Regions from separate parts of the Homo sapiens genome. Here region 2 is linked to region 1. The links are chromatin contacts, found by Hi-C or POLR2A ChIA-PET in ENCODE. All regions are on one chromosome and are shown on one strand. The core of a region is the stretch at or near the end of the contact, and the rest is flanking DNA. Distances in the headings are between cores, read along the strand shown.

Region 1 (6,333 bases), core at 1,699-4,198:
CAACCTTTTCTGTATCAGTAAAAGAAGGTGTGAAATTAATAGATTTGATGAAGACCCGCTTTTTTTCTTGCCACATTGGACTCCTAGATGCCATTTGGAATGGGTTTAGAAGACACGGAAGTATAGATGTTTCTTAACAGTAGAAATATAGAAGAGAAAGCAAGACCATGAGGAGACTGGCAGTTGACTGCAGGGCACAGCCAACTGCCTTGGTGGTGGCATTAGCTGGGTTTGGGGCAGACAAGGTACCCTGGGAGGAGTTACTTGAAAACGTTACAATAGTTTGATTTGAATAAATCTGCATAAGTAGGAGCAGTGCCAGAAGCAGCAGCCCCAGCCTGAGCCTGTCCACCATTGCTTTGTCCCCTCCATTGGTGTCTGGCATATATTGCTGGATGCTGGGTGAGAACTGCTGGCTCCAGGTGGACACAGGCGAGACCTAGCCTTAAAAATCACACAAAGTGGCTGGGTGCGATGGCTCACATCTGTAATCCCAGTACTTCGTGAGGCCAAGGTGGGAGGATCACTTGAGGCCAGGATTTGGAGATTAGCCTGGTCAACATAGCAAGGACTCATCCCTATTTTTTTTAACTAAAAATAATGTAAAATCATAATAAAAAGGAAATCAAGCCTGGGCAACATAGCAAGATCTCATCTCTACTAAAAAGAAATTAGCTGCGTGTGGTGGTGCACACCTGTAGTTCCAGCTGCTGGGGAGGTTGAGCTGGAGGGATCACTTGAGCCCTGGAGGTTGAGGCTGCAGTGAGCCATGATCGTGCCACTGCACTCCAGCCTGGGTGACAGAGCCAGACCCTGTCTTGATAAAAAAAAAAAAAAAAAAGGAAATCACATAATGTCACTTATGCCAGAGTTAGTCTGCCGAGCCATGATTCAAAGGGAGGGACATTCACCCCACTTCTTAATGGGAGGGTTATCCAATCATGTTGTAGGAAGAGCATAGACGATGGGAGGCACTGTCATGGTCATCTTTGGAGAACAAAATCTGCCAGACCTGGGAACCTGAGCACCACTAGACCAAATATAACAATTAATCAATGATTCAAGCCTCAACTGATTCCTTGATACCACCACTGGGCAATCCTAGAACATTTCTCAGCTAAACTTGCTTCAATTTGCAATGGTTATTTCAAACATTCACTGTAGAAGGCACTGTGTACATCTTTCCTAATACCCATTCCCAGCCCCCCTTTTCCCTATTTATGTCCTTTAGGCAAAGCTAAATACTTGCGTTCCTAGCCTCTCTTGCATCTATGTGACACAATTCTGTCCAGTGAGATGTAAGCAAAAATGTGCACAGGGACTTCTGGGCAAGCTTTTTCCTTGAATAGGAAAATGATGCGTGCAGTGGAGGCAGCCAGCCATATATTGCAACCCTCAGGAAAAGGTCAAGACAATTACAAAAGTATTGGCCCTGATTTCAGTGAGCCACTCAACCAGTGCTGTTGCTACCTCCAGGCCTTCTCTCCTGTGAGAAAACAAACCCTTGTTTGTTTAAGCCACTGATAGTCAAGCTTTCTGTTGCTCCTAGGGGATATAAGCATTCTCACTCCCCTGTGCCTCTACTTTCTCTTTTTTTTTTTTTTTTTTGAGACAGAGTCTCGCTCTGTCTCCCAGGCTAGAGTGCAGTGACCTGATCTCGGCTCACTACAACCTCCGCCTCCCGCGTTCAAGTGACCCTCCTGCCTCAGCCTCCCGAGTAGCTGGGACTATAGGTGTCCGCCACCATGCCCGGCTAATTTTTGTATTTTTAGTAGAGACGGGGTTTCACCATATTGGCCAAGCTGGTCTCGAACTCCTGACCTTGTGATCCGCCCGCCTTGGCCTCCCAAAGTGCTGGGATTACAGGCGTGAGCCACCGCGCCCAGCTCCTCTAATTTCTCTTTGTAAAAGCCTTCAGCTGCTAATTCTCCCTTTCCTGCCACCAACAGCCTACTTACTACCTACTTACCTGCACCCACAGCCATCTTATTTGCTCCTTCTCTCCTGTTAAAATGGAAAAGGGCTCCCTACCATGGAGGGGGAGTGGGAGTAAATGGAAAGATGCTAATCTGGCATCCATTACAAGTTCATCTTTCAGTTTTGGTTTTCTTACTCATCCGCACCTTAGTTCTGGGCCTCTACCACTCATCAGCTGTGTGCCTTAAAAACAGGCCATTAAAGTAGCAAATATTTATTGAGTAGATTCTAAGCTGTGCCCAAAAAGGCACTGCGCTAGGTGGTAGGAGTTGCTAGGGCTAGGAAACAGACACAGTCCAAGTAGAGAGAAAATTATTTACAAGACAGGGGAATGGAGCCTTGGAGGAACTGACCTATGTGGCTGGGAGGGCAGAGAATGTGGGAAGAGCTCGGAAGAAGGGGCTGGGGAGGTAGGCGTGGGCCACAGCCAACTGGCTTCTGTAGACTAGGGAGGGTAATGATTTTGGTTTCAATCCTAAATCACTAAGACAGGAAGTGAATTACTCTGTCGGAGCCTCAATTTCTACCTCGAAAAATATGTTTTATTACTAACTCCTGTACTAGATTGAGAGTTACGGAGAAGGATTTATCCTTTTATTCATTTCTGCATCGCCAGCGCCCGACACATGGTAGGCGCTTAATCAATGCCTGTTCGGTGAATAAATAAGACCGGGGACTCCTCCACAGACTTCTGTCATTAAGTCAACCAGTCAGCAGAGATTTCCTTCTCCGCGTTCCTTTCCTTCCCTCCCCTTTTCTTGCCCTTCCTCCCTCTCCTCTTCCACGCCCCCTTCCCACTCCTCCCCCTCCTATCCTCTCCTGGCTTCCTCCTCCTCTTCCCGGCCCCGCCCCCCGCTGCGTTGCGAAGGCGGGGAAGGCGAGGCGGGCTTTACGGCAGCCGCGTTGCGGCGGGGCGGGGCGCCGGGCGGCCGGCGCGCTTGGCGGCAGCCGTGGGAGGCAGGCCGGCAGGCAGACGGACTCGCAGGCGTGTGGCGGCGGCCGTGCTTGCTAGTGAGGGCGGGAGGGAGTGACTCACTGAGCGTGTGTGAGGGAGGGAGCGAGCGAGCGAACGAGCAGCCGGCGCCGTCCTCCCGCAGCACCAGCCAGGCCACGCCGCCGCCTCTTCCCCTGCGCCCCGCGCCCAGGCCGGGCCGAGCCGAGCCGAGCCGGGTCGGGCCCGGGCCATGCTGCTCACCGTGTACTGTGTGCGGAGGGACCTCTCCGAGGTGACCTTTTCCCTCCAGGTCGACGCCGACTTCGAGCTGCACAACTTCCGCGCGCTGTGCGAGCTCGAGTCTGGCATCCCCGCAGCCGAGAGCCAGGTACGCCGGGCAGCGAGCCGGGCCTGCCCCGGAGCTAAGCCCTCCCCGCCTCGGGGCCTCACTCCCTCCCTTTGCTACTGGTGAAGAATTGGGGGCTGGGGGGAGCAAGGATAGCCATTCTCAGGTCACCCCCGCATCCGGAAAGGAGCTGGGGAGCTGGCATCAGTAGCTGCCCTCACACACTCCGAGCATGGGGTGGGGTACGAGGAGAGGGAGCGGAGAACCTGACCGCAGACGCACCCACTGCAGCGTGAGGGGCGCGTGGACTGTTGAGCAGCGCTAACCCTCCCCACCTTTGGCTCTTTGGCCCTTCCCTGTTTCTAATCCCGAGTGTAGGATATCGTTGTGGACCTCAGAAGCAGCCCTGGGTTTGCTAGGATTCATACATCCTGCAAACCAGAAATACCAGTTTGGATCACTGTGGTAGATAGATGTTCCTCTGCTTTTTTTTTTTTTTTTTTCTGGAGAGGGTTTCTGCTTAAATATACGCAGTTTACCTTTAAATGCACAGATTTGCACTTCCGGTGAAAGAAAAAGTTTAAGACTTGCACTACCTCATTTTGGGGTCTTTGGAAATGCTCTTTACCCACCACATGCGTTTCTGGTTAAATTCTTTTGAAAAACAGTACCTATTGGTTCAACTCAAGCTGTTTGTTTGTTTCGGTTCTACCCTGGTAGTAAGCCAGAAGGCCCTTTTTCTTTCAGGTCACAGTTCAGAGTTTGGGTCAGTTCAAAGCTCAATGCTTTAAAAGGATATTTGCTTGGAAACGGCCTAGTATCAGTGCTGTTTGGTGGTTTCATTTCCCTACTCAGCTTGCTGGAAAGAAGTTCAGCCTCTCATATTTTAACTAAGCAAAGTAATTCTCAAAATGCTTTGGGGCTGCCCCTAGTCTTTATCAAACAGAATCGGTGACACTAACGCTGTAAACTTTACACTAAAACACTTAGATCATGACTTAATAAATTTAGCCTGGAGGAAATAGTCTAAACATTAAGAAAATTATAGAGGTCTCCCAAGTCTCCATCAAGTAAATCTTGATTTTCTACTGCAGTTATGAAATAGTTTACAAAACGATTGCCCAACTGCAGCTTGTTCTGCTGTCTTATGGTAAACACGTGTCAATACTTTGTTCAGAAGTATGATTCCTTTACACAATGTGAACTTTAGAACCTTGGCATAAAGCTGTTCAGAAAGAATTTAAAAAGTTAATCCACAAAAGCTCAGGAACCAGTTCTGTCAGTGAATGCCTCATGTGGAGAACTAGGAAAGGACTGTTTAAATAGAGAAAATAAACTCTTCAATTTTTTTTCTTTTTTTGTTTTTGTTTTTGAGACGGAGTCTTGCTCTGTCGCCCATGCTGGAGTGCAGTGGTGCGTTCTCGACTCACTGCAACCCCAGTCTCCCGGGTTCAAGCGATTCTCCTGCCTCAGCCTCCTGAGTAACTGGGACTACGGGCGCGCGCCACCACGCCTGGCTAATTTTTGTAATTTTTTTTTAGTAGAGACGGGGTTTCACCATGTTGACCAGGCTGATTTCAAACTCCTGACCTCTAGTGATCTGCCCGCCTCGGCCTCCCAAAATGCTGCGATTACAGGTGTGAGCCACCGTTCCCGGACAACTCTTCAATTTTTGATAGTGGCTTTTTCTTTTCTTTTCTTTTCTTTTTTTTTTTTCGAGACGGAGTCTCTGTCGCCTAGGCTGGAGTGCAGTGGCGCGATCTCGGCTTACTGCAAGCTCCACCTCCCGGGTTCGTGCCATTCTCCTGCCTCAGCCTCCCGAGTAGCTGGGACTACAGGCGCCCACCACCGCGCCCGACTCATTTTTTGTATTTTTAGTAGAGAAGGGGTTTCACCATGTTAGCCAGGATGGTCTCGATCTCCTGACCTCGTGGTCTGCCCGCCTCGGCCTTCCAAAGTGCTGTGAGCCACCGCACCCGGCCCGATAGTGGCTTTTTCAATTGTTTTTTCCTCTAGCTGTTATATTACCCTGGTTATGATCACCGGCTGGTAGGGAAAATAAGAAATTAAAATGTAAATTGATTTTGTTGTTAGGGCTTGGGAAAAGACAGAGGTTGAGGTTGTTTCCATTCCTGCACTTTTTGTGATGGCTGAAACAAGAAATTTAAGTCAAAGGGATACCTGACACCCCCTTTAATTGACTTAAATTTCTTGTTACAGCCATCATAAAAGACGATTTATTGTGTGGTCAGCCAGACATTGCCCTCTGCCAGTTGGTAAAGTTAGGAATACCTTAGTAATTGAACATAGGCTAACTCCAAATTATTTCTTGTTCATTATGTCAATGTTTCGGCATTTACTTCCTTCCCAAGCCAAATTAGCATATAGAAACTTGGGCTCCAACTGGTGTTAAGCCTGTATTAGATAGCCATAAACAGCTCCTGTTTTTCCAGTCTGTTCTGTTGGCTCCATTGTAACCTGACAACACAGTATCTATTTTAAGGTGTCTGGTGGTCGGTTGTCTTTCACTTGCTTGCTTGCCCATCAGGCAGGAACAGGATCCACCCTAGACACTTGAGTCATTTCCTTTCATCAAATCATAATAGTAAACATCACTATAGTTTTTACCCATAAATATATCATGTTTACTTACTTGAGTGTCCCCCCCCATTACCTCCCAGGGTTCTCTCATATTACTCATCTTCCCTTCCTTTCCTAGACTGTTTAACTCCTCCTCTTGTTTACATTCTCCATTCCCATTCCTTCACCTCTCATTTCTGATTCCATTTCTTCAAGGAAATATATATATTTTTATGTTCTGGCTATTTTTTCCTGCCACTATGTGTCCACACCACTGGTGTCCAAACTTTCATTCATGTATCCCTATCAGTAAAATGTTTCAGATTATGCTTCTGTTATGTATATAATACATTATATACATGAACTGATACGTTGTATACATTATATATGGCCACATGTGCATATAATACACATAACGTGCATTATATGCATATATAATATGTTATCTGTAAAGTAACATTGTACACACACAAAATGGAGCTTAAGGAAGGACGAA
Region 2 (6,333 bases), core at 1,045-3,544, 540 kb after region 1:
AACAGGAGGCGCCCAGCGCTGGGTCCCTCCGCCCTGACGCGGGCGCGGCTCTTTCCCCAGGTTCTTCCAGGGACAGAGGCTCCCGCTTCTCTGGAAAGGGTGGGAGCCTGGGAGCCCCTCGGCTGACCCAGACGGCTTCCTGGAGAGGCTTAGGCTAAGCAGGGCTTATCCATGAGCTCTCTATCCCCTTACCTTCCCATTTCTGGGGGGAAAAAAAAAAAGCAAAAAACACCTCCTTCTTTGCCATGAGTTCCACCGTAAGTGCCATCTTTGTGGGTCCACATTGCTCCACAGCTTCTTCCACAAATGCAGGACTGCCACCCACTCCCGGTCTCCGGTCCTTCTCCGCAGCCTCCGAGGCTGTGGTTCCCTCCCCGCTTCCCCCATTCCTCTCTAACCAAGACTAGCTAATCCCTAAAGGAAGCAGGGAGGTGGGGACTCTGGGGAAAACATGAAAGAAAAGGGAAAGGGGACAGAGGGCAGACTTGGCCCCGGTAGAACCAGAAACCAAGGACTTCCTGGCACTCTCCAGCCCTCTTCCCATCAGCAGCACCCCAGCTCAGCACCCCCTGCCACCCGCCCAGGCCCCTGCCCAGCTATGCCTGCTTCCCAGGAAAATCTACCATGACACCAACCACAAAGCAGGCAGGGCCTTGGCTCTGGCAGCCAAGAAGCGGGATGCTCAGGTCTGGTCCTCTGTCCAGAAGGCCCTGGTTGGCAAGGGCTCGGGCCTCCCTCAGTTTCCCCATTTGTAAAAATGAGGGCAGATTCAGTGGCTGTTGATGACCTAACAGGAGCCACGTGGGCAACCAAGTATAGCCTAGGGGTGAGGGGGCAAGAAAGAAGTCTGAAGCAGCCTGGGGGTAGGTGAAAAAGGCACCTGTGTCCTCCTGCCTGCCCCCTAAGCCACCCCCAGGCAGACCCACCACATACAGCCTGATTCCCAGGAACTGAAACCAGCAGCTGCCAGCTAGGCCATCATGCCCACCCCCACCTAGGCACACTTCTCTAGGGACTCTTTCACGGGGACTCAGAGTCGAAGCAAAAATGTACCCCCACCCCAGTGCAATACACAAGCCTTTCCCCCTGCATCCCATGGGGTGTGGGGGTGGGGTTTAATCACACAGGCTGGGGAGAGGTGGACACAGGGGACAAGGACAAGGCAGCTCCAGGCTTCCAGGCCAGCTTGGGGACTGCAGCAGCAAAGCACCCGCCTAATCCCCCACCCCCCCATGGGCAGCCGAGGAGAAAGGCCTATAGTGATTCCAGCTGTCTCTCCCCTTCTCTCCAACCACAGTCCCCCAGGAAGGGGGAGGACCAAACGTTGGTGGGGCGGATATTGAGGGTGGCAGAAATCCTTGCCATGAGCTCCTGCAACCAGAAGTCCCGGTTGAGACCCCAACCCGGGCCCTGTCACTCCAGAGACTGAGACAGGATGCCACCCCCAACACCTGCCACTGCCCAACGGCTCCAGATCCGGCCTCTTTTCCTCCCAACACAGAACAGCAAAACCTCCAAACCCAGTTTGGGAGGCAGAAAAAGAAGGAAACAGGCCGGGGGTGGTGGCTCATGCCTGTAATCGCAGCACTTTGGGAGGCCGCGGCGGGTGGATCACCTGAGGTCAGGAGTTCAGAATCAGCCTGGCCAACATGGTGAAACCTCGTCTCCACTAAAAGATGCAAAAATTAGACGCGCCTGGTGGCGGGCACCTGTAATCCCAGCTACTAGGGAGGCTTGAGACAGGAGAATAGCTTGAACCCGGGAGGCAGAGGTTGCAGTGAGCCGAGATTGCGCCATTGCACTCCAGTCTGGGCAACAAGTGCGAAACTCCGTCTCAAAAAAAAAAAAAAAAAAAAAAAAGAAGGAAACTTCTCACCGGCCCAAGTTTCCTCCCGGCTTCCCCCTTGTGGAGCCTGCGGAAACCTCGCTCTGCCCAGGCAGGAGGGGAAGCCTTGCCCTCACTGTTGGAAATTGAAGCTGGCCTGGGCTGGGTGGACAGGAAGGTCTTCGGCCAGGGCAGGAGCCCCCATCCTCGCCCTGACCCTAGCGGAGGGACAACACCCCCACCACGCACCCGCTGCGCCATGAGCAAAGTCTGCGGCCCCTCACTCGGCGCGGCTCCGGGAACACTGGGGCGGGGGTGGGTGATTCAGTCCCCCACCCCCGGGTGTCCTGACTCCCTGGTGGCCCTGGGCTGACAGCTCCACACCTTGGGAGGCCGCACCCCCACCTGCCGCATTTCCTCGTTCTGAGTCACCCTTGCTCAGAACGCTTGACTTTGGGACTTCCTGTCCGCACTCGCGGCCCCTAACCTGCCCCGGGAGCCCGGGAGTGCGGCTTGGGAAGGAGGGAAAGGAGTGTGTGAGCAGGGATTGGCCCGAACCTATCTCCACGCTCTCCCCCGGGACTGGAGGTGAAGGGGGGCGTGGAGAAAATCTCAGGGAACAGGGGCTTCGACAGGGGGCTCCCGCCCGCCCGAGCCCCCTCCCCAAAATGCGAGGCCTGCACAGTATGCCTTCTCCGCAAAACCTCGGCAAGCGGGTTAGTGAATTCAGGTCACTAAGAAGCTGAGCCCGCGGAAAGCTGCCCAAACACCCCCTTCTCTAGGGGACTCCCCACGCCCCCCGCCGGGACGCGTTCCCGAAGTCGCCGCCTGGACTGCAACCGCGTGGCCTGCGCCGCGTCCTCTTCTCCGCAGCCTCCGAGGCCCGTGCGACCAAGCTGAAACCGCTTATTCTCCGGAGCCCCTATGACCCCGGGTGGGGGCCAGGGCTCGCCTCGATCGCAGCCCGTGCGCCCTCCGGACTCCAGTTCGCCGGGACTGGGCGACACCAGGTAGGTTCCAAAGTTGCGCGCGTCAAGGAGCGCCGGGCTCTAGGGGGCACTGGGGCCCGGGGGCCAGGGGTCCAGACGCCGCGCGCACTCACCTTCCTTGCCCTGCGCCGCCGCGGCCGCGGCCAGCGCACAGCCCCACAGCAGGGCGAAGCAGGCGCGGGCTGCCTGGAGCTCCATGCCGCGCTTCTCGCTCTCGGTCCGATCCCCCCGAGCCCGGCTCCCGCACACCCGCACGCCTGCACGCCGGCCTCGGTGTCCGCTCCCGCCCGCCGGCCTGCGCGCAACTTCTGCCCCTCCTGCCCCGAGTCCTTAATGGAAGTTGGGTGAGAACCGACTCCTGTTCATTCATGCCCTGCGTGACGTCACCAACGCCCGCCCTCAGGAATGTCTTTAAAGGGGCCGGGCTGGCACCCGGAGGAGAGGGAGGGGAAGTCCGGAGGGGTTTGGAGGAGGACCTTGGGGCCCTCTGGACTCGCGGGCTCCCCGCAGGCCTTCCAAAGTTTGAGCGTCTCAAAGCGCCAGCGCCCCTACGGATTAGCCCCCAGGGATCTCTGAGCCTGGTATCCTCGGTGGAAACGTTTAATGGTTTTGCGCTGAGCCATACCCATTCTGCCCTTCACCTCTGAGACTGAGCTCAATGCGACTGAGCTCAACGCTGGCCTGAAGGTCTGAGCTGAAATGGATTGGGGGTCCAATAAGCAGTTGCCTCCTAAGCAGCAGGCCTGAGAGAGTGGCCCAGAAATAGACCTGGATGCCCTCCTTCCTAAAACCCTTGAAGAGTATATCAAGCTGCTGATGGTCAAAAAGAGTATCTCTGTTCAGAAGCCTATAAGCCTACTATGATCTGAGAATAGGTTCATTTCCTCTGGGAATGGATCAGACATGCACTATCTTATTTATTAATAATTCTCATCTGGGAGGCAGGGGTCATCATCCCCATGTTACAGAAGAGGAGACTGAGGCTCCAAGAGCAGAAACAACATGCCCAAAGGGTGCACAGCTCACGGGTAGTAGAAGCAGGATTTGAATCCTGGTGGTCTCTGCTTGAACCACTGCTTCTTTTTGGGGAAGGGGGCAAGGGGCACCCCTGGCCCCCGACCCTGGCATGGGTTGATAGGTTTTGACAGTTTGGAGGACACCTGCCTACCACCTGCCCCTTGATAAGGCCTCTTCACAAAACTTCCTCAGACATGAGCTCATCTCCCTTCCTGACAGAAGCGGCTAGTGTGAGTGAAACAAACGGGAAATTTGCTCTGGCCCGCCTGCCCAGCCACCCACGGCTGCCTGTTGGCCAATCACCATTTGACCAGTCCAGGAAGAGCAACTGTGGCAGGCCTGATTTCCTGGGAGGCCCCAGACTCCCTTTGCCTACCTCTTCCTCTCTGACCCCATCCTCGCTTTGATGCCCGGGACCTGCTACCCAGGTACGTGGGTCTTCTCTGCCGGATGTGGACATCTTGGCCTCTCGCCTTGGTGCCTACTCTTGGGAAGCGGGTCCAGACATCTCTCCTGCAGGAAGAGAGGAAGGGTTAATTACAGGCGTTGGGGATAATTAAAGCCTTTGACCAAGAGGATGGGAGGAGAGCCTTGGTCCTCTGAGAGCCTGTGAGTGTGCAAGTGCCTGTGAGAATAAGTGCATGTGTATGAGGGTGTGAGATTTTGTTGAATGTGCATTCGTGTGTATAGACATGAGAGTGTTGATGTATGTATGACTGTGTGTGAGTGTGTGTATGGACATAAGTGTTGTATGTGACTGGGCAGGGTGGCTCAGGCCTGTAATTCCAGCACTTTGGGAGGCCGAGGCAGGCAGATCATTTGAGGTCAGGAGCTCCAGACATGCCTGGCCAACATGGTGAAACCCCGTCTCTACTAAAAATACAAAAAAATTAGCTGGGCGTGGTGCCACTCACCTGTAATCCCATCTACTAAGGAGGCTAAGGCAGGAGAATCACTTGAACCCCAGAGGCAGAGATTGCAGTGAGCCGAGATTGCGCCACTCACTGCACTCCAGCCTGGGCCAGCAAGACTCTGTCTCAAAAAAAAAAAGAAAAAAGTGTTGGTATATGTGTGTATAAGTGTGTGTGCATGGGCATGAGAGGATTTGGGTATGAGTGTGTGTCTGTGTGTGTTTTTGTGGATTGTGTGGATGTGTCTAGATGTGTGTATGAGTGTGCATGTGGGTGTGAGAGATTTGTGTATGAGTGCATGTGAGTGTGGATTTGTGTATGCATGTATTTGTGAGTGTGCCATACTTCACAGTAGATGTGGAGTCAGCCCATGAGTTTCTGAACAAGTTATTTCACTTTTCTGAGCCTCAGTTTGCTCCTGGAAAGATGTAAAGCCTATTTAGGAGAGTTACTGTAAAGATCAAATAAAGTCATGCATGTAAACCACAGGGGCCAGGACTACAGAAAGCACGCATGAAATCTCAGCTGTTACTGGGTTACATGCGGTTCAGCAACAGGAAGCCACATCCGTGGAGAGCAGGGCATGTGTTGTGCCCAGGGCTCTGTGGACAGGCACATGGGGTGTGTGGATGAGTGTGAGCATGTGTGTAGTACGTGGTTTGGATAAGTGTTTTGCATGTTGTATTGGAGCCTCTGGGCTAGGGACACTGGCGTGTGTAAGACTCCATGTGAGTTGTGTGGAAGCCACTGCTTGTACATGTGTGTTACATGCCACTTGCAGGCTCCATCTGTCAGATGTGTCACTAGAGGACACACTGCAGGAGGACAGGGATGTTTGTAGAAAACAGACAGTGCCTGGGCCAGGCGCGGTGGCTCACGCCTGTAATCCCAGCACTTTGGGAGGCCGAGGCAGATAGATCACTTGAGGTCAGGAGTTTGAGACCAAGCTTGTCATCATGGTGAAACCCCGTCTCTACTAAAAATACAAAAATTAGCCGGGCGTGGTGGCGCATGCCCGTAATCCCAGCTGCTCGAGTTGGAGGCAGGAAAGTCGCTTGAACCCAGGAGGTGGAGGTTGCAGTGAGCCGAGACCGCGGCACTGCACTCCAGCCTGGGTGACAGAGCGAGAGCCAAAAACAAAAAAAGAAAACAGACAGTGCCTGATACATACTAGATATTCAGCAAGCCTCCGCTGAATGAATGAACTAATGAGTGAATGACAGTGTTGCGAGTTCTGTGTTGCGTGAAAGTCTCTGTGTGTAGTGTTGGTTGGTCCTTCTGGTGGCAAGTGTGGGTTTCCATGTGTGGCCTCAAAAGGTTGAATCCAAGCACACACACGGCAGGGGTGCAGGCAGGCCCTGATGGCTGTGGGGCGTGTGCCCAGCAGTATGTGCACAAGTTGGGGGCTGAGAGCATAGGGCAGGGTGTTGCTCATCTGCAGCATGTGACGTGAACAGAGGCCTATGGAAAGGAGTGGTATGTCAGGTGGTGGCAAGAGGGTGTTCCACCTGGCTTTTCCCTGGCTTTTAGTCACCCATTTAATGACACACCCTTCCCTCTTTTCCTGTCCGACTCAGAGTCTTTCCCGCTC

Evidence for each region. Hi-C counts contacts between places; a loop is a spot of excess contacts on that map. ChIA-PET counts read pairs that join two places held with the same protein, here RNA polymerase II (POLR2A). Pooled maps may share reads with other maps.
Region 2: a loop to region 1 is called in a pooled map, with 2.2 times the contacts of the local background. The contact joins the promoter of EPHA2-AS1 here to the promoter of DDI2 in region 1. A Hi-C loop is called at or near these places in 4 of 50 pooled maps. POLR2A ChIA-PET finds 5 or more read pairs at or near these places in 2 of 52 experiments (B cell and OCI-LY7).

The regions. Positions count from the first base shown.
Region 1 is chr1:15,614,510-15,620,842 of GRCh38, forward strand. DDI2 (DDI proteasomal shuttling factor 2) reads left to right here and starts at 2,949. Exons shown (of 10, transcript NM_032341.5): 1 at 2,949-3,299. The coding sequence starts at 3,162. It also overlaps the pseudogene CD24P1. RefSeq lists a silencer at 2,703-3,272.
Region 2 is chr1:16,152,921-16,159,253 of GRCh38, forward strand. It overlaps EPHA2-AS1 (EPHA2 antisense RNA 1), which reads left to right and starts at 2,295. Exons shown (of 3, transcript NR_187275.1): 1 at 2,295-2,835; 2 at 4,051-4,259. EPHA2 (EPH receptor A2) reads right to left here and starts at 3,149. Exons shown (of 17, transcript NM_004431.5): 1 at 2,928-3,149. The coding sequence starts at 3,012.